Regions from separate parts of the Homo sapiens genome. Here all the other regions are linked to region 7. The links are chromatin contacts, found by Hi-C or POLR2A ChIA-PET in ENCODE. All regions are on one chromosome and are shown on one strand. The core of a region is the stretch at or near the end of the contact, and the rest is flanking DNA. Distances in the headings are between cores, read along the strand shown.

Region 1 (4,082 bases), core at 1,489-3,988, 840 kb before region 7:
TTGTGGACAGTGTCCACGTGAGGGAGCAGGTGCAGAGCAGTGAAGGGGGGTGCGGTGGCCTCCCCCATCCTAAACCCACGATCTGCCTGCATCCCCTGTGAACAGGCACTGCACGTGTGCACACACCTCCATTGCTTAGACAGAATGATTTTACCAAATCTCAGTATGGCTAATCTGTGCTCTAATCTTGGGTGGGAGATCGTGACTCACGACTCTGAAAATTCCTGGCCTCTGGCTGCTTTCTCCACAAAACCACGTCTGTCAACCACAGCACTGGGCTGCTGGCTCTGAAACCTTGGGGGTTGCACGAAATCAAGGCTTCTCGAGGGTCTCAGTTTTCCTGAGATGCTCATGGGTACTCCAGTGGTCTGTTCCTCATTAAGAGCTTTTTTCTGGTTTTGAAAACCCATCAGGATGGCTTTTTTTGGGGAGGAAAAACTTCCCAGAATGATTATGAGGATGATTTTTCTAATATACCCCTGGTTTAACATGATACTGCTCCAGAGTACATCTCTAAATTCATTCGTCCTTTCAAAAACTGATTAATAAGTGACAAAAGGAAAACCCAGGAAAAGAATTAGGATTACTGATAACTTTTACATCTTCAAAAAGCCAAGTACATCATCATCATTTGCTTGTTTTCTGAGGTATCATGAGACTGTACCTCGCTCTTTTTTCTCATGAAGACACCAAGGCAGGATGGAAAATAGAAATGATTTTCTCAAGGTCACTTAATGAGTCAGTCTTGGAAAAGGATCACACTTTAGATTGATCCTATCTTTCTGTTCTGAATTTTGTCAAAAAGATCAGTATGATCAACTACAAAAGCACTGGAAACACAGCAGTAGCTTCTGCAAGGAGGTACAGATTGAGATAAACAGCGTAGCTGTAACTTCACTGAAAATAGAGTTCTTGCAAGTAATTTTCATTTAATTTGCAGATTTTTATCAACTAAGCACTAGTAACTTATTCCACATCTGATGCTATATACTTATAAACTCTTGAAAGAAGAAAGTCATAAAAGAACTAGCTTTAACTGATTAGACTGCTTTGTTGACAAGGAAGCATAGCAACTTGAAAAGAATCGTTTTCAAATCAAATTGCACCAAAAAGTGAAAGAGCATAGCCAAAAAGGAAAAGTGCTGAGGAGGGTGCCACGTGCCAGCTTGCTGTCTCTGAGGATGCTCGGGACACATGAGAATTCGCTCCCTTTGGATTCCTGGTGGACTCCTTTGCAACACACGTGCACTGCCCCTACCCCGGACACAGGGGTGGAGACGGAGGTAGAGAGTTTCCGACGGTGCTGCCTCCAGACACAATTTCTTGACTCTTCCTGACTGCACTACACATTTCTCCCAGAAGAGTGACCATCACATTTCACTGTAACTGACGCTTTCTACTCTAAGCTCAGGGAGAGGAGGGATCGTGCTGCCTTGGTCACTGTGGGACTCACCAGAGCCTGGCACTGCGTGTATTCTGCGGAATAGACGGTAATGAAAATGGTAGCACTGGTGAGGCCAAGAGGCAACAGGAAGCTTCCTAAGGAAGCTGGCCTGATGAAGGGGCAGTGACAGAAACTGGTCTGGTGGAGTGGCACTTGCACACATAAAGCTCTACTAGGCAGATCTTGCTATCTAAACCACAGAGGGAAAATCAACCATGCTGCAACATGCGTCAACCTCAGAAACGTGAAGCTCAGCGAAAGAAGCCAGTCATAAAGATCAGCTACATATGCTTCCATTTCTATAAAATGTCCAGAATAAGCAAGTCTACAGAGACAGAAAGTAGATTAAGTGGCTGCCTAGGACAGGGCGGATGGGAATGACTGCTAATGGGGCGCAGTTTCTTTTGGGGTGATGAAAAATGTTCTCAAATTACGGTATTTGTGCAATTAAAAAATACTAAAAACCACCGAACTGTACACTTCGAGGGGGTGAGTTATATGGTATGTGAATTCCATCAGCTGCTAAAAAATACATCAAGGACCAGTAAATACTTTTAAAACACTAAAAAAAGTTATTGAATTCAAAATACTTGATTAATGATAGGAACTCTCATGATTGACAGGGCAGATCTGCCTCCTGGTGCACATCTCAGATGATACCAAATGGCTGTTGCTGGGGGAGGATAAAGAGAGAAACAATTTTCACAGCCACAGAATGTTACCAAGTGAGGATGTGCAGCTAAACTCACTTTAACCAAATGCTGCGAAAGTAACTGAAAGCACGTGTGAGTATCGCTGAGCCACTCTGGGTGTCAGTAGCTTCTTTCCTTGCAGGCAAAACACAGAGGTGATAATCAACCAGTTAACACCGGGCAGCCCAATGAGATGAGGAGGCAGTTAAAAGAAGAGCACCAAGGACTCCTGGGCTTTGCTGCCAAATGTCCCACTTGGCTTGTACCAACAAGCAGGATTCATTCACACTGGGCTTCACCTTAGTTCTGCTTCTAAAATAGATGGAAATTTTACAGAAATGCCTAATGGAAAGTTTTATCCCCAAGTTTGTGTTGTGGTATATAACAGAATTCTCATCATCAGCCAACAGAGAGAGGATTGGCTCCCACAAATAACAGATGACCAGAACTAAGAGAGAATTCACATTTCCAGGTAAAAGGTTACTTTGAAAGCTGCTGGCTATATAACCTTCTACAGCAGGGACTGGCAAATATTTTTCTGTAAAGGGCCAGGTGGTAAACATTTTAGGTTTGGAAGATAAAGAGGCAAGAGATCAAAGATACTATGTAGTTACCTATATAACCATTTAAAATGTAAAACCTGTTCCTAGCTTCAGATTGTACAAAAACAGGTAGTTTGGCCCACAGGCCATCACCTGCTGACTGTTGCTCTAGAGGTTACAAGCTTTTACGAGTAATAACTATCAAGGTTGGCTCCTAAATTAGGACTCTCTCAAACTTCCTGAGAGCCACAAAAACAGATGCCCAATACTATGATAATAACTAATATCTGATAGAGCCTCTGGTACCTAAGGTAATTTTGTATAATTTTTTTTATCCCCAATGACAACAGTATTCTACAGATTGTGTATAGATGTCCCTGTCAACCCAGGATTGAGTCCCTAACTGCCCATTCTTGTTCTTTTCATTATATTACGCTGCTTTCTATTGTGAGCATGGCTCTGAAGAAAAACAACACTGTTTTCTTCCTTTCTACACTCACACACGACTCAACACAATATTCTGACACCAGATGTGCTGGGGGGCTTCATACCCCAAGCAGTGCTCCAGTGGACACCAGCAGGGTGTCCTATAATTTAACTCAATCCCCACACTGTCTCCCAGGAGATAACATCAGAGCCCACAGGTTAAGGGCCCACTCCCACAAGACTGCTCCCCTACTTCAGATGGCAATCGCCAGACCTAACCTGCGGTTCTAACCAACGTGCTATAAATGAGGGTTCCCGTGGTCCACTCCTTGGGTTCAGTTAATTTGCTAGGATGGCTCACAGAACTCAGGGAAACACTGACATCTACCCATTTATTAGAAAGGATATTGCAAGGGATACAGATGAACAGTCAGATGGAAGAGATGCACAGGGCAAGGCATGGGGCATGGCCCCTGCCCCTCTCTGGCACCCCCTGCACCCTGCTCCAGCACACATTCAGCAATCTGGAAGTTCTCTAAACCCTGTCCTTTGGGGGTTTTATGGAAGCTTCATTATGTAGATATAATTGATTATATCACTGGCCATTGGTGATCAACTCAACCCCTCTCCCTAATCACAGAGGTTGGGGGTGGGGCTGAAAGTCTCAACCCTCTAATCACTTATTAGTTCCCCTGGTAACCAGCCCCCATCTGAGGCTATCCAGGAGAGCCTGGACATCAGTCATCCATGTGAAAAGACACTTCTCACTGTGGGCGAAGGATTACCTAGGTGCCGAGGTAAGAAACTGAAGGCACAACTGTTTCAGTATAAAAAAGAAAATAGAGTAAGAGTAGTCATAATACAAATTAGATATAGAGATGATCATGGACATTATCAATCATTATAAACATCATGAATCATTAGCTTTTAATATTACTCTTTGTTGCATTACTAATATAACCTAGGAATAACCGGCGG
Region 2 (3,737 bases), core at 341-2,840, 780 kb before region 7:
TCCAGCCCGAGGTGAGAGGGAGTGGCATTCTCCTCTGCCACAGTGTTTGGCAATGTTCTAGATGGTGGCACCTTTGTCAGCCTGGGTCCCTGAATGAGTAAGTGAGAACTCCCACCCCATGCCCCACCCAACTGCATTAGACAAGTGTGCAAACAAGAAACACACTGTGGATTAAGCCACTGTGATTTCAGGGTTATTTCGTGGCTGCAACATAAGCTAACCTGTTCTGATTAAAACAGTGTTTAACCTACTTGGAATGAAAAAAAAAAGACCAATACACAGAGTGTAAGAAAAGAAAAATGCAGACACTATCCAGTTCTCTTGGCAAACAATCTTCCTTAATCCCACTTTCATTGTGTCATTTCATGCTCAGGGATTGAGAATAGTTCCCCATGATCTACCACATCAAGTCCAAGTTCCTCTCCCACACTTTCGACTCCCTCCAACCTGATTTATCTCCATTGCCCAATATGGGCCTTTCAAGTTTGTCTAGTTGGTTTTGTCTGTCCTGTGGATAAAATGTTTGGTTCTCTCTAGTGGGATTCTCCTGCTTCCTCCCCTTCTTGTTTACACTTACATCCAAATCACACCGCCTCCCTTAATCCTTCTTTGACTACTCAAAGCCATCCATCTTCCTTTCCTCAACTTATCTGGCTTTTACAGTATATGCCACATAGTTTTAATTTAGATCTTACAACAAAGGAAGAAAAAAGACACTGGCCTGGAGATGGGTGGCCTGGTTCTGTCAGACTCCAACCCAGCTCCATCCCACTTTGTCCAGTCTTTGAGCCTTTCTAGACTTCAATTGTCTTGTCAGTGAAGTAAGTGTTAGATAATAGGCAAGCTCTTTGCCAGCCATCGTACGGTCTATGGTCTATTATTTCATGTGCAATATTCTTGTATCCCTCAAATGAAACATAAACTCCATTGGGGAAGAGACACTAGCTTTTCCTTCTTTCTATTCTGGATAGCACTGGGCATGACACCCTGAACATAGACAGTGCTCCAAAAAATACATGTTGACTATAGGTCATCAAATATTAGCTGAGGAGATTATATGATTTGTAGTTTTTAAGTATGGTAAGAGGTTGATATTATTACATGTCATAATTTGTTAGGCAGCAACAGATAACTAATACTTGCTTGGTACTAAAATGCTAATCATGGAAAATATATTAAATTAGAAATTAGAATGACATTTAAATCAGTCAGGATTTATTTTCCAAAATGAAACTTTTCTGTTGAGAGTATAAGAGGAGCACCACTAGCTTTTCCATTTCCTTCCACATGTAAAAAAGCAGCATATGACTGCTATGCTACTTTATCTCTGATAATGCATATCCAAATGGAGAGAAATCCTGGCAATACTGTAGTTGTTAGAAAGAAGAAGCTGTTTAAGAGGGCAATACAATAAATTATTTCCTTTTTGTTTCAAGAGTTCACCTTCCTCAAAAATTTTAAAGCTGTTGTCTATCTGCATGCTAACTGTGTGGCTTCTCGTAGTTAGTAATGCTCTTAGACATCCTGTCCACTCAACTGAAAACCACTCCAGAGCAGGGGCCACGTTACTTTCTGCCCCACATGGCACCTACTGCAACTGATCCAAAACAAGAACTCAAGTGCTTTTCTGATTGGCTTTTATCCATTTTCTCAGAGTGTTAAAACATTTATTTCTGGTTTCTGTACAAGAATGACTTTTCCCAGGCAGATTTTGAGAAGAAAAAAGTGTGTCAGAATGAAACTACATGGAGGCTACAAAAGGTTTGAGACCTAATCTAAAAAAAGTAACATTTTGATACGTTCTTATTGCTTGAGGGCAGCAGTCCCACAATTTTCCCATCAAGTCCTGGCATGAAGTATCAAATTTTTTGGCAGGGGCTACATAGTAAAAATGTATAAGGTTACTGCCTATATTAGCCTATAAAAATAAATGCAAACAGTATGTTTTAGCATATCATATATTATATGTTCAAGAGAGTAATGAAAGTATATGCAAGTGCCATTTCATGTATTATTGCTTATTATTTTCCCCAGTAAGGGAGCAAGGGCAAGAAGGTCCTAAAGTTGAACATTATTGGTTTGTTAAAAGAACAGCAGTTAAGGCTGCACGTGGTGGCTCACGCCTATAATCCCAGCACTTTGGCAGGCTGAGACAGGAGGCTCACTTGAGCCCAGGAATTGGAGATCAGCCTGGGCAACATGGCGAAACCTCGTCTCTACCAAAAAAAAAAAAAAAAAAAAAGAAAGAAAAAAAAAAGAAGAAAGAAAGATATTTTTCCTTACTCTTGTTACAACATGGGGTGGAGGCAGAAGTTCAGGGATGGGTTCAGAAAGAACTGAGGCTGGTGTGGGAGAATCACCTGAGCTCAGCAAGTCAAGGCTGCAGTTAGTCATGATCGTGCCACTGCACTTCAGCCTGGGTGAGAGTGAGACCCTGTCTCAAAATTTAAAAAAAAAAGAACAGCAGTTAAGAAGACGACATTATCAAAACAGACCCACAGGCCTGATACACATGTGACAAGAGATCAAGGCAATCCTGGTTCTCAGTCCCAACAATCTCCTATGAGCTCTACTTGAAACCTGGTACCTGCCTGTGCCTGCACCTGACACTCAGGCCTCTGGGGAGGCCCGTAGAGATACTGGCAAATCTGAGGCAAGGGCAGGGTTGAGGGACACTGCAGGCTAACACCATGCAGATTTTAGGAACCACATGGTAAAATGAAAAATGGAAACCAGTGTCCCATTAGGGATCCAACTGTCAAATTATTTGAAGTTTGTGTGTTTGAAAAAATGATTAAAAGGTGATGGGTACATGGTAGTCATTATACCATTCTCTCTGTATTTATGTATATTTGAAAATTTCTGTAATAAATTTCTAAAAATGGTAAGTATGTTCTCTAACACATGCCCTTACTCTTGTTACATCGGGGGTAGAGGCAGAAATTCAGGGATGGATTCAGAAAGAACTGAGACACAGTTACCAGTCTCCATCTCCAATCAGTTAAGCACAGCAATTCAAATCATAGGAGAATGGGACGCGCACTGGCCACATTCTAAGGTTACATGTGAGGGGAGTCTCAGCAGACCTTCAAGGAGTCCTAAGAATAACGTGGCAACAGCAAACTAAATTCTGCATGTTTGTACGTATAAGTGGGAGCTAAACATTGAATACACATGGACACGAAGATAGGAACAACAGAATAGACACTGGGGACTGCTTGTTGGGGGAGTGTGGGGTGATGGAGGTTGAAAAGCCACATATGGGGTACTATGGTCACTACCTGGGTGATGGGCTCATTTGTACCCCAAGCCTGAGTGACACACAATTTACCCATGTAATAAACCTGCATATGTACCCCCCGAACCTAAAAGTGGGAAAAAAATTAAAAATAAATAAATATTAAAAAAAAGAAGTCCTAATAAGAGATGGCTGGTGGTAACAAAGTCACCAGCAAAGAATAGGTTATACCAGAAAGCCACATGAAAAGATCAGCAAGGCTTCATAAACACACACACAATGTTCTTTGAGGAACTTGATCTCCTAACACAAAGGACCACAAGGAAGAACTATGTCCCAGTTCAAATCTAAATGTTTCAGATCCAGGTATGTTGCTTTGTATATATACATTTGAAGTCAAATATAAATGTTACATTCTTTTGATTAGCAGTTCTGTCAGCCAAGGTTCAGTTATAGATAACAGAAATCTTGTCAGCTATTTTGGGCAGCAGATTTAGTA
Region 3 (3,884 bases), core at 42-2,541, 800 kb before region 7:
ATGACATCTGTGGGAGGCAAAAGCTACTCGACTATTTTTACAGAATCCTGGAGCAGAAAGGCTTCTGAGATCACAGAGTTACAAATTCCTACCAAATGATTCAATTCTGTTTACATCATCCCTCAAAATCATCAAGTTTACTCAAGCATCTAAATAAGAAACAGCATATTCCATTTTTCAAAATAATCACAACTTTTGGGAATGACTCTCATCTTTTGATCCAAAAGCTATGTCCAGTAACTTCTTACTGACCCTCCCGCTAGTCTCTGGAGTTAGGAAGACTGACACAAGCAATGTAAACACTTTTCTATGAGAGTTTCCACAAGCATAAGGATAATGACCCTATGCCTACAAAGCATACACATCCCCAGCTTATTTAATCAGTTCTCCTAAGACCTGCTATCCAGGCCCCTCACTGCCACAGGTGTTATCTATGTCTTCGTAAAAAGCAGCACCCAGAAGTGGCTGGGAATGGCCAGATCAGTCCTGACTAAGTGTAAACATCACCTCTCCTGATCTGAGTGCTACATATCTGGTAATTTAGCCTACAAATAAACTGCATTCTGACAGACACGTTAGTTGGTTTAAACTGAGTCAACTACAACTATGAGGTGAATGGCATGAGTCTCTTTCACCCTGTGCTGAAGAGGCTGGATTTTATCTATAATGGGCCTCCCTTCAACTGTTTCCCTGTTATTCAAGTACTCACACAGCCTCTGACTCAGGCAGCCTCTCGACTGAAAACGGCGACTAATCCAGTCCACTCCACATCCTGGACTGTCACTCACCCCCACGCCACAGAAACCTGTTTCTTTCTCATAAGCTGTGGATAAGGTGGAATGTGTAAACTACTCCCTGATACCAAGTTTCCAGGTAAAAAGCACTGTCAAAGTTGACACTATTTTCCTTAAAACATTTAAAAACCCATACTTTTACATGCAAAATCAATATAAAATCATCAGTAACTTGGTCTTTTTTTTGGTTAAGGTTTATTGCTTCAGTCTCTTTCAAAGAATTTTTTGATACTTAAACCTTTACAGAAAAATTTATAAAGTTCCACAGATATCAACAATTCATAAATTCCAAGGGGCTTTTGGATAGTTTTTTTTAATCACTATAAAAAATTTCACTTCCCATTTAAAACAAAAAAAAACACAAAGTGCACACACGTACACGAGGCTAACTGCTCATTACATGCTCAGTCACAGGGTGACAGAGAAAAAAAAAGTCACCACCATAAAAGGAGGTCTGCACAGCCTCTCTTAAAACAACATGCCACAGTTAAAACTTACTTCAGTTTGGACAACTACTCACAGCTACTACACAGAGACCCGAACGAGTCACTGATATGTAAGTACAAGATCTTTTGCTTTTTCAACAAACTTTTTAAAGAAAAACTTTAAAAGCCTAAGTTTTAAGGTAAAAGGTAAAAAGGAAAACAATCTATTTAAGAACAAGCTACCATCACTTCTAACAAAAATTATATTAATAATGTAAGTTTACTCTCTCTGCTGACTGGTAGGTCTAGTTAGTTCTTATAAAGTTGACTGAAAGCGATGGGTCCACCAGAAATATCTTTGTCAAAAAATAGGGCTCACTTCATGTACTACTGTATAAACTCACAATGACAAAAGACAGTATCAAGCAAAACTATGCAAATAATGCCAATATTTCAGGATAACTTAGTATGAAGGAAAAGGAACAAAGTTATTTTAATATAGAATATTCCTATGCTATAGGAATTATTAGAAATATAAGATTATTTCTCAGGATAGAATCTCAGGGGTAGAATTCCTAGGGCAAAGGGTATATTTTCTAAAGCTTTAGATATAAAACGGTACTTTTTGGTCTACAAAAACATTTTACCAATTTACCCTCCCGCCAGCAAAGAGTACCAATCTTTGCTTTTTAAATGCTAAATACTACTAATTAGATAAGTGAAAAAAAAGTCTGTTGTGTGGTTTATACTTGTGTTTACTTAGACTAAACGTATCTTTTCTATGTGCCTGAGGGGAAAAAATCACAATGAATTCTATGCAGTGCTTTGGCAACATTTATGTCCAGGTTGGGAATGGTGGTAACAGAAACTTGGCAAAATAGAAGCTGTGAAGAGACTTCCTTTAAAGGGCAGTGAGGGTTTTATATATGTGTGTTTGTGTGTGTGTTGGGGGAGGGGGGCGTGGTATTTTGTTTTTTTGGTGTCACTCTGAGTACAATATAGTGTAATAAGAGCAAGGGCTCTGAAATCAGGATCAAATGAAATTTACAAGCTGTGTGGCCCCCCCACACACAAGTTACCTAATATCTGGCTTCAGCTGCTTTACCTGTAAAATGGGGAGTATTACTACTGCCAAGTCCTTACAACATTGCCTCTCATTATAAGTGCTAAAAAACTGTCTCCCATCATTCTTCTCCCATCTCTCTGGCCACTGACGTACCAGAGGGTGAATCCAACAGATATGTTATGGATATTTTACATAAAGACCCTGAATCAGGCTGGGTGTGGTGGCTCACTCCTGTAATCCCAGCACTTTGGGAGGCCGAGGCAGGCGGATCACCTGAGATCAGGAGTTCGAGACCAGCCTGGCCAACATGGTGAAACCCCATCTCTACTAAAAATATAAAAGTTAGCCAGGCACGGTGGCACTCACCTATAATCCCAGCTACTCAAGAGGGTGAGGCAGGAGAATCCCTTGAACCTGGGAGGCGGAGGTTGCAGTGAGCCGAGATTGCGCCACTGCACTCTAGCCTGGGCGACCATGCGAGACTCTGTCTCGATAGATAAATAAATAAATAAATAAATGGCCCTGAGTCTATGGATGATCACACATCTAACTGTGCTTACTGGTAGGACTGCACACTTCTTATATTTTAGCATGTTTTCTCTCTGCGGGTTCACTGCACTTTTTGGACATAAAACCACAAAGAATATGCTACTCCACAAAATGTTCACTCACATGTTTATGTATCGCGTTAGTGACAATGGTAATGATCCCTTGCATAAATTACTTTCATCTGGCTTCCTAGAGCTAATTAGTACCATGACCAGTCAGTTAATGGAATAAATATTAACTCAGGTTTCTATATGACTTTAATTCATTTATTTATTCTATAGATATTTACTAGATATCTATTGTAGGTTGGTTCTGTAGCATTCTATAGGATAAAATGTTGGATGAGATCAAGTCATCATCCTCAAGAAGCTTACATTTAAAAGAGCTTCGCACCTAATAAAGCCGTTTACAGGGATACTTTTCTCTCTGCTATGGTTAAGACCTGCTGGAGTTGTTAGGCAGCCCTGGACGTGGCCTGTGTAGAGGACGCGTGGTGTTCTCCAGTCTGGGGGGTTTATCACCTTCTCAAGAAGTCTGGGCATTGTATAAAATGAGATAACACATGTGAGAATCCTCTGAAAGCTGTGACAGTAACACAGATGGCTGTGGTGTTTTGGAAGCCCAAAGAGAAGAATAAAAATATTTTGTTAAATCTCTGCAAATATCTAAAAAGTAGTTTAAAAATCAATTAACAGCATAAAAGCCTATTCTAGATATTCACCATCTTTTTTCAATCGAAATTTCAGTCTAAATTGTTTTATTATTAAAATACTGTTAAAACAGTACTCTAAATCCATTTATAAAACCTTTACTTACTTTAAAATATGCTACAAATAAACTAATAAACTCCTTCATTTGAATCAACATCTCTTCCTCCCTGCTCCCATTCCCTTCCCCCAGTTCTCCTAGTCTCTCTTGTTCAGATAGGTATGAGTTAGTGTACGTTAAGGTTTTGAGATGCCTTCCTATTTTACTTGTTTTCTACCCATAATAGCAGATCACGTCGGAAATAGGAGATAAAATGTATTGTACTGAATGTGACTTCTGAAG
Region 4 (3,718 bases), core at 808-3,307, 870 kb before region 7:
TCAAGTGATCTGCCCACCTCGGCCTCCCAACTTGCTGGAATTACAGGCATGAGCCACTGAGCCCAGCCAGATATTGAAGTTTTTAATATCGATAAGGGGGCTCCAGCTGTTCATTAACTGACCCATGGTGAAATAGCTGAGATGGTTCTGAGTCAAGGTGACTGTGACAACAGTGATGATGGAGATGATGCTAACGCTGCAGAAAAAGTGTCTACAGACGACACAGAGAAAATATGTGATGGGCTTACTGAAGGACTAGAGCAGCATGCATTTTGGATAAGGGATACTCAACTTGTAGGGACAGAAAACCAGGTTCATGCTTCCGTGAAATAAAAATGCAGGGGAAGCTGCATGCTGTCTTAGGTCTGACTCCAGCGCAGGGTGGCAGGGAGACCCGAGCTTTGGAGTTGGCCCCGTGTGACCACATGCAGGGGACCAGGCTCTGACTCTCTGTTTCCTCGCAGTTTGGGAGATGAGAGGGATGCATGTGAGAAGCCCAGAACAGTGACGGGCACATGACCAGCGCTCAATAAACATGACCTCTCAGGACCACTATTCTCCTATGGAGGGCAGCGGGGCCAGGTGTGTGGTGGGCCCTAAAGAAGTCAGAAAGACAGGAACAATCTTTTTAAATGGTGAGCATAACATTCTAACAAAAAGACTGTGTTGTTCTAAAATACACTTTATGTATTTATAAAGTTTAGCAAATACACAACTCTGATGACTATATAAATAATGGTATTATAGATGGTCAGCCCATCTCTCTCCCTATCGAAAGCACCACATTTTAGCCACAACACACATTAACTCACACTGAAACCCTGGACTACTTCATTTTCTCTGCAGGCTGCTTCCTGTCTCTGTAGTCCAGCTACTGGGATGAGAAGCATCAGAACTCACCATGAGCACCTGATCCGATCTAACATCCACAGGAAGAGAAAGTTTCAATGTAAAATCTCCTGATGTCAAGTTGTTAAAGTACAGGAATGAATGTTTACAGGTCTCCTCTGCTCTAAGGACTGGCACTAGGTACTTGCATGAGTTGGGTACTGGGTTAGGGCCTTGCATGGATCTGGTCTCCCTCATAGACGGTGAGCTCCCTTGAGGGCTGGCACCAGGCCTGGCTTGCTTCCCCCCAACACAGAGCCTGACACACCCGGTGCCCAGCACCAGTTAGAGAAGGCTGAATGTGAAGATCAAAAGTGACCAATAAACATGTGGAGGACAAAATGAGAATGCTGGTAGGACACTGAGACTCTGGAAAAGACTGTGCTAGGATAGACACTTGTTCTGGCGTGAGTGGAGGCAATGGTGAGGCGAGGCGAGGCGAGGCACGGCGCTGCATACTGCAACTTCGTCAGTGTTGGCTTCATGGGCTTGCAGTCATTCATTGGTCTGGAAAATTTTAAAAATGTCTCAAAGAAATTTTCTAAAAAGGTGTTCTTTCAACATTCCCTCTCCATCTCAGAGCACAGCGAGTACCTTCCTCCTGCTCAGGCATCACAAGAAGTTTCTGCCTAAAAATCCTCACCACAAAATATCAGATTAGAGTGCAGCTTGGTTTCTAGCCCCCAAATCGAAATGATTCCTTCCTCTAACTTCATTGAGAAGCCAGCTCTAGTTGGGTTCGCCTCCAGCATGCTTTGCTTTCCTGTCTTCCACATCTACTTATTTCTTATTTCTAGACACTAACATTCCCCAAATGTAACATCCAGAGCCTGCTTTCCGTAACAGGAAACCTGACTTCCAGAGGTGAGGAGCAGAGATAAGGCTACTCAGAGGACACCAAGGTGCAGCTGGTGCTGTGGCAATGGCAAACTCCAGCTCCGCCCTCACGGGGATGAAGACCCACTCTGGAGGTGTCCAGGGTGCCCCACCAGAGCCCCCACAGGGATGAAGACCCTCTTGGAGGTGTCCAGGGTGCCCCAGTGGAGCAAGGTGTGACTCCATCAGTTGCCTTTCGTCACGAGCTTCTGAACCACAGGCGTCAGCAGCCCTTCACCAGCCCTGGTGTGACACTTCCACATGGCTGGCTGACCAAGGCAGGGGAGCATGACAGAAATAGGCGTTGCCACAAGAGCACTGTCACTGTCACCTGACAATGTTCCAAAGGAGAGCAAGATGGAATACATTCCCTAATAATGTGCTTTTCAGAGAACCCACTGAATGAGGAAAACACCCTAGAGATGGAAATAAATCTGTACCAGTTTCTCTTTCCTTATTTTTTATTTTTAAACATCTATGATTGGGATGTGTGTGCCTACTACCTCAAGATAATTCTCATTTAAGAAAATGCCAGCCTGGGCAACCCTTGTCTCTACCAAAAAAAAAAAAAAAAAAAATTAGCTGGGCTTGGTGGCATGTGCCTGTAGTCCCAGTTACTCAGGAGGCAGAGTTGGGAGGATGGCTTGAACCCAGGAGGTCGAGGTTGCGGTGAGCCATGATAGCACCACTGCACTCCAGCTTGGGATACAGAGCAAGACCATGTCTCAAAAAAAAAAAAAAAAAAAAGGGAAAAAGGAAAAGAGAAAAGAAAATAAATGAAATCCCACTTTGGTATTTTACTTGCAATTCAACTCCTCTTTGACATAAGTAAAATGGGACATTCATTCCAATGAGATTTCTAGCAACTCCCCTCAGTGAAAGACTCCTTTTGGTTTATTCAAACTAGAGTGTGGTTTTCTTTAACTTCCCTTTTAGCTAAGTGCGTCAAAAACAAATGTTTTTTTTGGGTTTTTACTTCCCATATTCTGACGCTTGCAGAAAGCGATGCCCACCTGAAGACGGCCCCCACCCGATCCTGAGCTCACACTGGGTGCAGGGTAGCATGCACACCCTGTTGGGGGAGCCCAGATGTGCTGGGCCTGCCTCGCCCACTGCTGTCATAGCAACTGGCACCGGTTACCTGTTGGCACCAGCTGCCCACCCCCATGCTGACGCATGGCCGAGACCCTTGCAAGGCAGTGCAGCCCCCACCCCCCTCTCCCTGTCTGACCACTCTCTTCCTTGGGAGAACTGCAGATCCCCCCTCCTTTCACATCTCTTGGTTGAACTCAGGTTTCTGGTTATTACAGACCCTGCCAGCGTTCTGGGCTGCTCTGAGACCAACTGTGTCTAGAGCCTCGTCAGGGTCTTGTATGGAGCAGGTCTTTAGTTAAGGCTGGCTGAGCTCCTTTGTGTACATCTCTCAGAGCACCCAGCAGAATGAGACACCCCACAAAAGTTGGTTACTATTTGAGTACCATCTAGTATTTCATTGTAACACATCTAACTTTGGGATCTTGTTAGAAAACGTATTTCCAATCTACTAGAGCAAGCAATGGAAAAACCTGGCATAATACCACTCTCTAGCACATTTTTTATGTGAAAACAAGAGTTCTGAAAGGGAAGTTTACTGGCCACACCTTCGTGTTCAACCCTTCTCCGACCGATGCTGGGGCACCTGTGTGTATCAGGCTTTTCATAGGGTAGCAAACAAGGCAGACATGGCCCCAGCCCTCAGGAAGCTCGCTGTCCACAGGGAGACCAGACGCCATGGGAGGCTAACCCAATACCCAATGTGCTGCCATGCTTGGCTACTCAGAGCAGAAGCACGAGATGTGTCTCAAAACCAATAAATATTAGAGCCCTGCTTTCAGAAGGTGAGCATTTTAGGAGTTTCGGTGGGTTTTCTGGAGACAGTGGTAAGGATTCCTGAGATGAGAAGAGAGGAGACAGC
Region 5 (2,500 bases), core at 1-2,500, 920 kb before region 7:
GCTCTCCCTACACTGATCGGGGACTGGCCTCTGTCAGGCCTTGTGAGGTGCCTGTGCCCACCCACTGTGAGCCAAAGATGGAGGCTCCCAGAGAAGATAGTCCCAGCCCTCCCCCACTAGCCTGGAACCCATCCTTCCAGCTCAGATCACACTCTGAGGAAAGAGATCCCTAATCCAGGCAGCTCAGACACCTGCTAGGATTCTCCAGACCCCCGCGAGAGCGCACCCTGTGGTCCCGGGAGAGGGCAGAGTAAGCCATACCTCAACAGCACTCCACCTGCTCAATGGCATGAAACAGTTCCACATCTGCTGGACCTGGAGGAGGTGTCTTCCTAGGTCACCTACATGCAGGGCACCATGGCGATTTGGAGATACAAGTGCCACACACAGAGACAGAGCCACGGCCTGCCTTATCCAGCTGCCCCCAGCATTTTTTAAAAAATTAGACAGGGTCTCACTCTATTGCCCAGGCTAGAGTGCAGTGGTGCAATCACTGCTCACTACAGCCTTGCGCTTCTGGGCTCAGGTGATCCTCCTACTTCAGCCTCCAGAGTAGCTGGGACTACAGATGTGCATCACCATGCCCAGCTAATTAAAAACAATTTCTTTGTCAAGACAGGGTCTCAATACAATGTCCAGGCTGGTCTCAAACTCCTGGCCTCAAGCAGTCCTCCTGCCTCGGCCTCCCAAAGTCCTGGGATTACAGGTATGAGACACTGTGCTGGGCCCCTGTCAATTTTGGAAGGATCCAGTTGTGTTTCTTCATTCATTTAACACATATTTGTAGAAAGCAAATCCGTGCCAGGCATAGATGCTTGAGATTCATTAGCCAACGAAACAGAAAACAACCTGTGACCTCATGGAGCCTCCATCCCTAGCGGGACGGGTACAGCAGGGGCTTCACCCAGAGAGGCTTCCTGTGAAAACGCCCACTGGGTCCTGGGGAACTGGGAATCCCCGGCCGCTTCTGCACAGGGCTCCTGGGTGGTTTCCTGTTTCGGCTCCACAGCCGGGGGAAGTTTCTGCTGTTTGCTCCTCTGCACTCTAAGCGGAGATGTGCACACTCGCGAGCAGGGATTTTTCTGGTTCAGGAAAGTCCTGCGTCCTTGGGCGCACTTTCACAAGTGTGAGAAAGCCAGTTCAAATGTGACTTCCCGTGAGAAACCCTGCCTGGCCTCCCGCCCTCCCCGGCACTCTCAGCATGAATCATGCTGCGTTGTCACTATTGTCTTGCTCATCTGTGCCTGTCGCATTCCCTGAGTTCCTCCTGGCGGGGTCTCGGCCTTGTTCATCTTTGGACCTGGTGGCCAGCACAGAGAATGTGCTCAATGAATGTTTGCTGGATTGAATGACACACCCTCAGGTCCAAGTGGGCCATGCCCCTCTGCCTGCAGCCTGGTGGCCGTCAGGGTCAGGGCTCCCATGCTTTCTGATACCCGGGAGGATGGGTCTCTGACCATGGGATTTTGAAATAGCAATGAGCCTGAATAACATTTTGAGATACTGGCAACAACGAAAGTGTGGAATGAAACTTCCCGTTATTTCTGCTGGCTAACACTAAGTGGTTGCCACCTATGTTCATAATACAAGGAACTGCTCAGTTTCAACCAGAGGTGAGTGAAAACAGATGTCATTGTTTTCCCATGTCAGTTCATGAGCCCTCTGGGTTGTATTCTCAGGTCGCTCGAGGGTCCACTTGTGCTCCATTTAGAACCTCCGGACTCTACCGCTCATCCCCCAAGTTAGCCTGTCACCTTTCAACTCCCAGGGGCTCAGGTGTCAGGGCCTTCGCGTTGCACCTTAGCCTTGGTGTAAGTCACGTGCCCTCAGCTCCTGCCCCTCTCCCTGAGTGACGTCCTCTCTACAGACAGAACTGGGCACTTTCTCCTGCTCCCCAGTGGACCCGAGGCACGAAAGCCTCAGCAAGCAGGGAGTGACAGGCACAGACCACAGCAACCACCCGCAGCCGGAGCAGAGTTCGCGCTCTCCCAGGGGCCCTCCTTGGTGGCTTTGGGGGGGCCTCAATGCCAGGGTTTGCATCTTTTCTTTTCTTTCTTTTTTTTTTTTTTTTTTTTGAGACGGAGTCTCGCTCTGTCGCCCAGGCTGGAGTGCAGTGGTGCGATCTCAGCTCACTGCAAGCTCCGCCTCCCAGGTTCACACCATTCTCCTGCCTCCGCCTCCTGAGTAGCTGGGACTACAGGCGCCCGCCACTACGCCCGGCTAATTTTTTGTATTTTTAGTAGAGACAGGGTTTCACCGTGTTAGCCAGGATGGTCTCGATCTCCTGACCTTGTGATCCGCCCGCCTCGGCCTCCCAAAGTGCTGGGATTACAGGCGTGAGCCACCGCGCCCGGCCGCATCTTTTCTTTTTCTCCTTTTTCCCAACTACTGCTGTGCTTTCTGGCTTTGTGCCTTCCTTCTTTGCTTCCTCTCCCATCACTCCACAGACAAGGAGGCTCTGTCCAAGCTCCTGTCCTGGCTCGCTCAGCCCAGCCTTCAG
Region 6 (3,927 bases), core at 909-3,408, 580 kb before region 7:
TGCTTAAGTTACCTTAACAAAACCCAGCTGTTCTTCCATTCCCACAAGAGCTCCCGTCTATTTTGTAGTCAGAATGCTGCCTGGTTCATGCATTGCTAATAGAAGCCAATTAGATCTTTAAAACCATTTGTTGAAATTTTGTTCTTTAGACTACACACACACACACACACACACACACACACACACACTCTACTGTAATCATATAGCTCTTAAAAAAAGAAAAGAAAAAAGAATATAAAACCCTACAACCTTAGGTGCTTTTGTTGTTGTTTTTAATTTAAAAAGACAAAATTGTTCGCCTTGTATAGAAGTAGATACAGCTTAGAGAGCCAAGGTAACAAGAGGGGAAAAGTTTGTGTTGTCTGGTACTTTTGAGGGAGTCAGAAGCCTAAAGGGAGGCTCTAACTCATGATTCTCAGAAGACAACTGTTGTCAACAGTTCAAATGAGAACTGAACGGCCACACTCCTGCAGCTGAAAGGAGTCAATGCGAGCTGAGTTGCTCTCACCGAACAGAGTGCGTTCCCCGGGGAGGCAGGGAAAGGCCGGCTTGCACCTGCTCTGTCACCCAGCTCCACTCTTAGGACAGAAGAGGTCTGGAAAATGTCTGGGCCATTCCCTCATTTCACGGAGGAGGAAATGGGTTAGTGTGTAATTGTTTTTATCATCACCCTTGTTTTATCTTTCAATCTGCCAGGCTCACTCAATGCTACATCCTGCAGTCCCCACCCACTGGAGAAACAATCCGATCCTGCAAGTAATTATTGAGTGCGGACGGCATACCTCACCTCCAGACCTGCCCATTAAACCCAGAACGGAGGTGTTTTGCTCTCTGCGCTAGATCGGTATTTTCCCCTACCACTTTAAGATTACGCTTCAGGCCAGTGTTAGGCTTTCTGGTGGGGTGGGACGCAACAGGCGGCCTCCTCCACCGCAGCGATGGCGGCTATGAAACCTCTGGGTATTTGGGCGGGAGGCGCGGCAGGTATTCTCCCAAAACTGGGTTTTCAAGACCACCACTCTCTGCGGAGGCCGACCCGGCAGGTAAGGAACTGTCCATCGGAAGGCAACGGGCGTGGCGTGAGCAGCCCGACCAATCAGCAGAGCCGCCGTTCAGTCAGGCTCCCCGCCCGGGGTACCCGCCCAGTCCCCAACCACTGAGCATGCGCCGCGGGCCTGGCGCAAATCCCCGCCTGGCGCGCCCTCTCCGCGGCCCTGTGAGGGTTAGGCTGCGCCGGGCTTCCTCAGAGAGACAGAAACGGAGCCGGGGCGGGAGCGGGCCCTTAGGGACAGGAAAGCGGTTAGGGTATTGGGGGGAAAGTCCCTCACAGGGTGGCTGTCGCTAGCGGCCGCCAGCTCTGCGTCACGGTGGGCTCGCAAGCCGGCGCATCGCAGTTTCCCTGGTACCCCGCCTGGCGGTCCGGCGCGGAGGGGCGGCAGACCGGCTAAATCGGCCCCAGTGAGGGCCGCCGTGTCACCTGAGCCCCTTCCAGGCCGTTGTCCTCAGGTTACAGGCGACATAACCGAGGCTCCGAAGTATTGCCCACGTCCAAGGTGACGCAGCTGGCCGTCCCGGCGGGCCGGAGTCTGGGAGTCTCCCACGCCTGGCCCGGCCCAACCGTCATCGTCCCGCCGCGAGCTCCGTGCCTCCGGGGACTGAACGGTGGGGAGGCCGAGGCGCCACACGAGCGCGCGGCGCCCCGCGCCAGGTTCCGAGCAGGGACGCTCCGTCCAGGTCCGCCTGGCCGGCCGCGGGTTCCGATCGGTGCCACATAAATAAAGGCTACTTTCCTGAGACCTCTGTCCCCGCAGAGGCCCCGGGCGCAGAGGGGGGGCGTGGTGCACCGAGCTCCGACCCTGCCGGTGACTTCGGGGTCCCCTCGAGCGCAGCCGGGCTCCCTGGGCAGGAAACCCTGCTCCGAAACCGCGCATCGTCCAGCCTCGGCTGTGCGCCCTCTTGGTGGCGTGCGCAGTCCCCTCCTCCGGTCTTCGGACGTGCGGCCCGGGGCGGAGGCGGCCCCGACCCCCCACCTTCCCCAGTGAGGGTCCCGCGCGGCACGCCGCCCCTGCCAGTCCGGCCGCCTAGCTCCAGCGCCGGGCCGCGCCGACCTGCCTGGCCCGCCGTCCCGCCGCGGCGGCCCCTCCTCCGCCGTCCGGGCGCCCCGCCCCGCCCGCGCCGCGCCGGACACCCCGCCCCGAGGAGGCGGCCCGGCGAGTGGTCGCCGAGGGAGGCTGGTGGCATGGGGGAGCCGCCGCCGCCACACGCACGGTCGCCCGGAGCGAGCCCGGGCGCTGCTGCGATCGCGGGGGGCCGCGGACGCCGAGGGGGGCGCCTTGGGGCGTGACACGGTGCAGAGGGCGCGGCCTGGGCTGCGGCGGCCGGACTCGCGGCGAGCAGCGGGGGGAGCAGGCGGCGGCGGCGCCGGGAGCGGCGGGCGGAGCGGGCCGGGCGCCGAGGGCGCACCTGGCGGCCGCGCGGCCGGGCCGGGCCGCGGGAGCAGGCGGAGGCGGAGGCGGCGGGGGCAGGAGGATGTCGCAGCCGCCGCTGCTCCCCGCCTCGGCGGAGACTCGGAAGTTCACCCGGGCGCTGAGTAAGCCGGGCACGGCGGCCGAGCTGCGGCAGAGCGTGTCTGAGGTGGTGCGCGGCTCCGTGCTCCTGGTGAGTGCGGGACGACCGCGGGCCGGGGGAGGATGGCGGGGGCGCAGGCAGCTGCGGGCCCCGGGCCGGGCGCCTCTTAGTCGGCAGGGCTGAGGCAGAGCGGCCGACCCTGCTGGGTCCGCGGAATCAAGAGGTGGGGCCGGCGGGAGGGAGTTGGACAGGGGAGAAGAGAAGGTCCTGGAGGGGCTGCAACTCCCAGACCCCTCCCCGCCACCCAAGATCCTGTCCCCATCGCTGTCCCCTTCCTCCTGGGAAATTTCCGCAGAGTGATGTCGCCCTGTCACTCTTTTCACCCCGCTCTCTCCCAATTTACCTGCTTTCTGTCAACTGGGAAATTACACTCTCCCCCCTCCCCCGCATCCCTCCCCCGTATCCCTCCCCCGGCCTCCCTCTCCTTCCATGTTTTGGAGGGGCGCAGGGGAATTGAGGTGGGGGCTTCCTCATCCAGTCTGCGCTCAGGGTGGGAGATGCCCCTGCTAACCCTTTGAGTTGGCTGAACTCCAGGAGGGAAGGACTTCGGCATCCTCTCCTGCGCCCCCCACCTCCAAGCCGGTATCCTGAAGTTTGGCCGCCTTTTAGGAAGGCTTGGGGGGCATGATGGGAACCCTCGCTAATTTAGTATTGGTGCAAATTCCTGTGACGTTTGGGGGTTCTAAGTAAGCAAAGCCATCAGCCCAAAACGAATCTTCCCGTGGCAGAACGTCTTTAGAGAATAGGCCTCTGGGTGTGAGGAAGATGAAGTTTTCGATTAACTTTTTCACAGCCAGCGCCGGTCCTGCTGTATTTGGAAACGCACTACAACCCGATTCACCTGGATGGTGCGGGAGTGGAGCGACGTTTGAGCAGGAGCGAGCTCTGCAGGGCAGCTGGAAACTTTTAGCAGCTCCTTGCGTTGCCGCCGGCATTTGTTTTCTTGAAACGGGCTTGTTTGTGGGTGGGTGTGACTTGTGTTTGTTGGAACAGTGCAAGAAGATGGGCCTTGGAAGTGGTTGTCTGGGCCCTGTGGGGGATTGTCGGGGCAGAGTGCCGGGCCCCTTAACACAGGGGCGGATGCATCATTTTGGTGGCAGATCGATGCCCTTCCTGGGCAGACACAGAATTGCGTGAATGACGTTTGTGGAGATTGGAGATGAAGCTTCGCTGATTTCTATATCCAGTTTGCTCAGTTTGAATTTTCTCTCGATTGCTAGCTCTGCCAACTCCAAATTTCTCCAACTCCAGTTTGATCCATAGTAAACAAGGATTTAATTTTTCTATTTTAGGGAAGTC
Region 7 (3,892 bases), core at 672-3,171:
AACCAGGTTTACCTATCGAAGGACATGTGGGTGTTTCCAGAATTTGGTGATTATGAACAGTGTTGCTATGAATATTGATGCACTTTTTTGGTATGAACATAAGTTTTTCATTTTTCTAGAGCAAATACTTATGAGTAGGATAGGTATTTAATTTCTATTTAATGTCTGTTTAATTTTCCAGAGTGCCTGTATAATTTTGCATCCCCACCAGCATTTGGGGTACTGTCAGTAATTTTCATGTTTGCCATTTTAGTAGGTGTGGAATGGTATTTCATTGTAGTTTTAATTTGCATTTCCCTAATGACTTATGATTTTTGAGTATCTTGTCCTAAGACGCTTACTATTTCCCGTCAGTACTCTAGAGTTTGGAGTAGGATATTCATTTTAGGTAAATGCTACCATGTGGGAATATGGGGCCGGGCACAGTGGCTCACCCTGTAATTCCAACACTTTGGAAAGCCGAGGTGGGAGGATCACTTGAGCCCAGGTGTTCGAGGCTGCAGTGAGCTATGATTGTGCCATTGTACCCCAGCCTGGGTAACAGAGTGAGACACTGTCTATCTCTTTTATTAGTAAGGAAAAAATACTACCGTGTGGTTGTTCGGAATAGCCTTACCAGCTAAATGCCTGGTTTAGCTGTGGGTTTTTGTTTCTGTGTTTAAGTAAAAAAATAAAAACCTTTACCGATCTACAATTCACCCACTTAAAATATACAATTCAAGAGTTTCTGGTATATCACAGAGCGGTGCAGCCATCACCACAATTTTAGAACATTTCATCCCCTCGAAAGATACTCTACCCATCATCATTCACTTCCCATTTCTTCCCAGATTCCCGAGTCTCCTTTCTGTCTCTATAGATTTGCGTATTCTGGACACCTCATATAAGTGTAATTATAGAACATGTGTCCTGTTGTGTCTGGTTTGTTTCACGCGGCATGTTTTCAAGGGCTCTGTTGCAGCATGTGTCAATAGCTCTTTTTATTGCTGAATAATGTTCCATTCTGTGGATAGACCACACTTTGTTATCTATTTATCAGTTGGTGGATATTTGGGTTTTTATTTTTTGGCTGTTGTGAATACTGTTCCCATGAACATTCGTGTACAAGTTTTTGTGTGGATATGTTTTCCTTTCTTTTGGATGTATTACTTGGGAGTGGGGTTATTGGGTCAAATGTGTTTTGGGAGCCCCCATCTGAATTGGGTTCCAGTATCAGAGTAGCTAGCGACCCTTCCCTAAGGGGAACTGAAAGGCAGCTGGATGTGGGTGATGACCGTGTGCCTTTCACAGGATGCTTCTTTTACCTGGTGGATGGGCTCACGCATAATGGTCTGAGCCCCGACTCGGGAAACTTGTTTATACTGACGGACACCCCTGTGGGTCTTGTCTGACTACCTGGCCATCATTCTGGTGCTGGGAGTCCAACCTTGTTTGCTCCCACACGTCCTGGGGTAATGTGGTTGGTTCTTCGGATGGAGGGTACAGAGTCCGTACACCATCACAACAGGAAGCAAGTTCAAACATATATTTTAGAAGATGCTTTTGAAAAATGGCTACATAATGATTGTACAGATATCTGAGGTACATGTGATATTTTGATATTACATATAATATGTCGTGGTCAAATCCAAGTTCAAAGACTTATTACTTACATATCCTGGGCAGGAGGCAGTCCTCTGTCCTGGGTTACACAAGGCAAGAATGAAGAGTCAGGCAGAGAGAGAGAGCGACAGAGAGAGTGTGCACAACTGGCAGTATACATTATATAAGAGGGAACAGGGCGTGGGGCTCTGTAAGTTCTCGGGCAGGCCTGAGTGTTCTGTTTAAAGGAAGCAGATGGAACATGGGGAGCTCAGTCTGCTGGGTGTAGGAGATGCCTCTAAGTTCTTATCTTGGCCAGCGAGCTGGGCCTTTTGGGTGTGGTCTAGAACTGGAGACCGTGTCAAGGGTGACTAAGCCCTGCTTCTGGTATGAGAAAGTTAAACTTGTATTCAAAATGGATGCCAAGGCAACATAAAATTTGAAGAGTTTACTGTAATATACAAATTTTATGTTTAACCTTTTGAGGAACTGGTTTTTTTTTTTGTTTTTGAGGAACTGTTGAGACTGTTTTCAGTAGTGGCTTATGTTCTCATGGTAGTGAATGAAGGTTTCAATTTCCCCTTGTTTGTTTTTTTAAAATTGTGTTAAGCAGTATCTCATGGTTTTCACATGCATTTCCCTCATGACTAATCATGGCTAATTGTGTTGAGCATGGTTTGTCTACGTTCTTGGCAACATTGATACTATAAAACTTTCTTTCACCAATCTCTTAGCTATAACAGTATTTTATGTTTATTTCCATTTCTATTAATCATAACTTTGAGCATCTATGTATGTTCTTAACCATTAGGATTATTCTGTTGAATTCATATCTCCTAGGAAGTTTTCTATAGTTTAATGTGTTTATTACATGTGATTATCAAATTCCCTTTCAATTTTCTAGTCAGGAAATAATTGTCTGATAATTAGGCTTATGAAGTATTGTGAAACTAAAAAAGGGTGCCCAAAACTATATGTTTTGGCCTGGTAGCCACATTACAAATTAATTCATTACAAATTATTTCTAGTCTGTGAACAGGAGCTCTTGTGAGTCTCACCAGCGCTAGTCACATTCCTCAAGCTTGACCATCCCTTTGAGAACTGATGAAACAGCTTTGAAATTGGCAAAGCTGAAGAATGGACTTCAAAGCAGAGAAGGTGTGAATTGTTTTAAGTGGGAGCTTCATGGGAATAAAATATGAGGCGTGGCCCTGAAGGTTAGTTTGTGGTATGTTACAAAGTTAACTCATTCTGATTTAAGACCACCTTTTCTGAGAGTTAGGGGAAAGTGCTTTTTCTCTCTGCCATAGCTCGTATGGCATGGAACCAGACACTGTGTACACAGACATGCCCCTGGCCCCTTTAAAATACCCCCTGTTCCTCCCACCCTCACTTTCCCGGACAATAGCAATAAGTTTACCAAGAAAGATCTCATCTTCTGTCCCAACAGAAATTCTAAGTAGCATTTCTGCTCTCCAGTGGGGCTTGTGGTGTAAGTTGCATTTAAATTGGCATTCTTTTCTGCTGACCCTGAAAGGCTAGTGGTTTACTTGTAGGCAAATACTCTTGCTGTTTATTAACATACATTCTTCTGTGAAATTTCCTACTATGTTTCTTGTCTCTTAGTGTTGGTTTTTGATACCACAGGTGTGTTCTCTGACTTTATCACACTAGTTTTAACTTTGAAGCGTCCTCTGTTGGGGAAAAAAATCCTTGATTTTAATGTAGTTAATCCATCAGTTTTTCACCTTATATGATTTCTGCTTTTGGGATCCTGTATACGAAATACATCAGCTTCTCATAGGTTACAAATATATTTATTTTTTTTCTTCTATTAGCTTTATAATTAGCCTTTCATATTTTAGTATTTGAAGTAGCAAGAAGCGGTGGGGAGCAGGAAGAATTCTGGGTAGCTGGGACCGTCATTGCAGGCTACGTGTTTCTTTATATTTTTGAGTTTATTGTAATGTCAAACACTTGTTATGCATTGGTGTTTGAATTCTCCTTTGGTACTTTCCCTGTTGCATTTTGGGCCATGTGGGTTTATGGGATAACACCACTTGAGCTTGACTTGGTGGAATAGAGGTTTTAGGGTTGGGGGAAGAGATCTGCAATGGGCTTTTGGGAAGTGTCATAAAAGAAGCTAGAGACAAGACCTAGTTAGAGGGGAGGCTGCCTTTACCATCACATTTCTGTTTGTCTCCCGCCTTCCTGACTCTGTGCTCTGGAGATCTGGAGACCTGGAGACCTGCCTCAGGATATCCCGTCCTGGCTGGGAATGAAGCCAGGGAGTGTGGTAGTCTAATTTTGG

Evidence for each region. A loop is a pair of places that touch in the nucleus more often than their neighbours do. ChIA-PET counts read pairs that join two places held with the same protein, here RNA polymerase II (POLR2A). Pooled maps may share reads with other maps.
Region 1: a pooled map shows a loop between it and region 7 (2.5-fold over the local background). The contact joins the promoter of FKSG29 here to the enhancer-like site in region 7. A Hi-C loop is called at or near these places in 2 of 37 single-sample maps with no recorded cell type and 5 of 50 pooled maps.
Region 2: a loop to region 7 is called in a pooled map, with 2.5 times the contacts of the local background. The contact joins two enhancer-like sites. A Hi-C loop is called at or near these places in 3 of 37 single-sample maps with no recorded cell type and 1 of 50 pooled maps. POLR2A ChIA-PET finds 5 or more read pairs at or near these places in 4 of 52 experiments (HEK293, activated B cell, activated CD4-positive, alpha-beta T cell and 1 more).
Region 3: a pooled map shows a loop between it and region 7 (4-fold over the local background). The contact joins the promoter of GPR183 here to the enhancer-like site in region 7. A Hi-C loop is called at or near these places in 2 of 37 single-sample maps with no recorded cell type and 3 of 50 pooled maps. POLR2A ChIA-PET finds 5 or more read pairs at or near these places in 2 of 52 experiments (H1 and activated CD4-positive, alpha-beta T cell).
Region 4: a pooled map shows a loop between it and region 7 (3-fold over the local background). The contact joins two enhancer-like sites. A Hi-C loop is called at or near these places in 1 of 37 single-sample maps with no recorded cell type and 3 of 50 pooled maps. POLR2A ChIA-PET finds 5 or more read pairs at or near these places in 1 of 52 experiments (activated CD4-positive, alpha-beta T cell).
Region 5: a loop to region 7 is called in a map with no recorded cell type, with 8 times the contacts of the local background. The contact joins the promoter of LNCARGI here to the enhancer-like site in region 7. A Hi-C loop is called at or near these places in 9 of 37 single-sample maps with no recorded cell type and 4 of 50 pooled maps. POLR2A ChIA-PET finds 5 or more read pairs at or near these places in 1 of 52 experiments (GM12878).
Region 6: a map with no recorded cell type shows a loop between it and region 7 (5-fold over the local background). The contact joins the promoter of DOCK9-DT here to the enhancer-like site in region 7. A Hi-C loop is called at or near these places in 2 of 37 single-sample maps with no recorded cell type and 2 of 50 pooled maps. POLR2A ChIA-PET finds 5 or more read pairs at or near these places in 1 of 52 experiments (activated CD4-positive, alpha-beta T cell).

What each region holds. Positions count from the first base shown.
Region 1 is chr13:99,350,076-99,354,157 of GRCh38, reverse strand. It overlaps FKSG29 (a long non-coding RNA gene), which reads right to left and starts at 2,738. Exons shown (of 1, transcript NR_024013.1): 1 at 2,131-2,738. The region is part of intron 7 of UBAC2 (UBA domain containing 2); the gene reads right to left. RefSeq lists an enhancer at 2,274-2,363.
Region 2 is chr13:99,286,149-99,289,885 of GRCh38, reverse strand. The region is part of intron 4 of UBAC2 (UBA domain containing 2); the gene reads right to left. Among named protein-coding and RNA genes, the nearest start is that of GPR183, 19 kb to the left of the region's middle. Within about 2 kb of position 1,590, at least 6 of the 41 ENCODE cell types and tissues checked have a DNase peak (open chromatin) inside an H3K27ac peak, as active enhancers do.
Region 3 is chr13:99,304,806-99,308,689 of GRCh38, reverse strand. It overlaps GPR183 (G protein-coupled receptor 183), which reads left to right and starts at 1,291. Exons shown (of 2, transcript NM_004951.5): 1 at 1,291-1,350. All of the region lies in intron 4 of UBAC2 (UBA domain containing 2), which reads right to left.
Region 4 is chr13:99,374,595-99,378,312 of GRCh38, reverse strand. All of the region lies in intron 8 of UBAC2 (UBA domain containing 2), which reads right to left. Among named protein-coding and RNA genes, the nearest start is that of MIR623, 20 kb to the right of the region's middle. RefSeq lists an enhancer at 2,436-2,505. Within about 2 kb of position 2,057, at least 13 of the 41 ENCODE cell types and tissues checked have a DNase peak (open chromatin) inside an H3K27ac peak, as active enhancers do.
Region 5 is chr13:99,431,500-99,433,999 of GRCh38, reverse strand. It overlaps LNCARGI (lncRNA antiviral response interferon signaling inducer), which reads left to right and starts at 1,250. Exons shown (of 2, transcript NR_197585.1): 1 at 1,250-1,613. RefSeq lists enhancers at 674-1,403, 411-1,610, 1,854-1,933, 1,944-2,123.
Region 6 is chr13:99,084,954-99,088,880 of GRCh38, reverse strand. It overlaps DOCK9-DT (DOCK9 divergent transcript), which reads right to left and starts at 2,158. Exons shown (of 1, transcript NR_047482.1): 1 at 256-2,158. It also overlaps a transcript of DOCK9 not described here. RefSeq lists enhancers at 473-1,032, 1,595-2,156 and silencers at 1,037-1,266, 1,847-1,906, 1,997-2,306, 2,347-2,826.
Region 7 is chr13:98,507,685-98,511,576 of GRCh38, reverse strand. All of the region lies in intron 2 of STK24 (serine/threonine kinase 24), which reads left to right. Among named protein-coding and RNA genes, the nearest start is that of STK24, 67 kb to the left of the region's middle. RefSeq lists an enhancer at 3,851-3,892. Within about 2 kb of position 1,921, at least 29 of the 41 ENCODE cell types and tissues checked have a DNase peak (open chromatin) inside an H3K27ac peak, as active enhancers do; they include GM12878, where a contact is called at or near this core.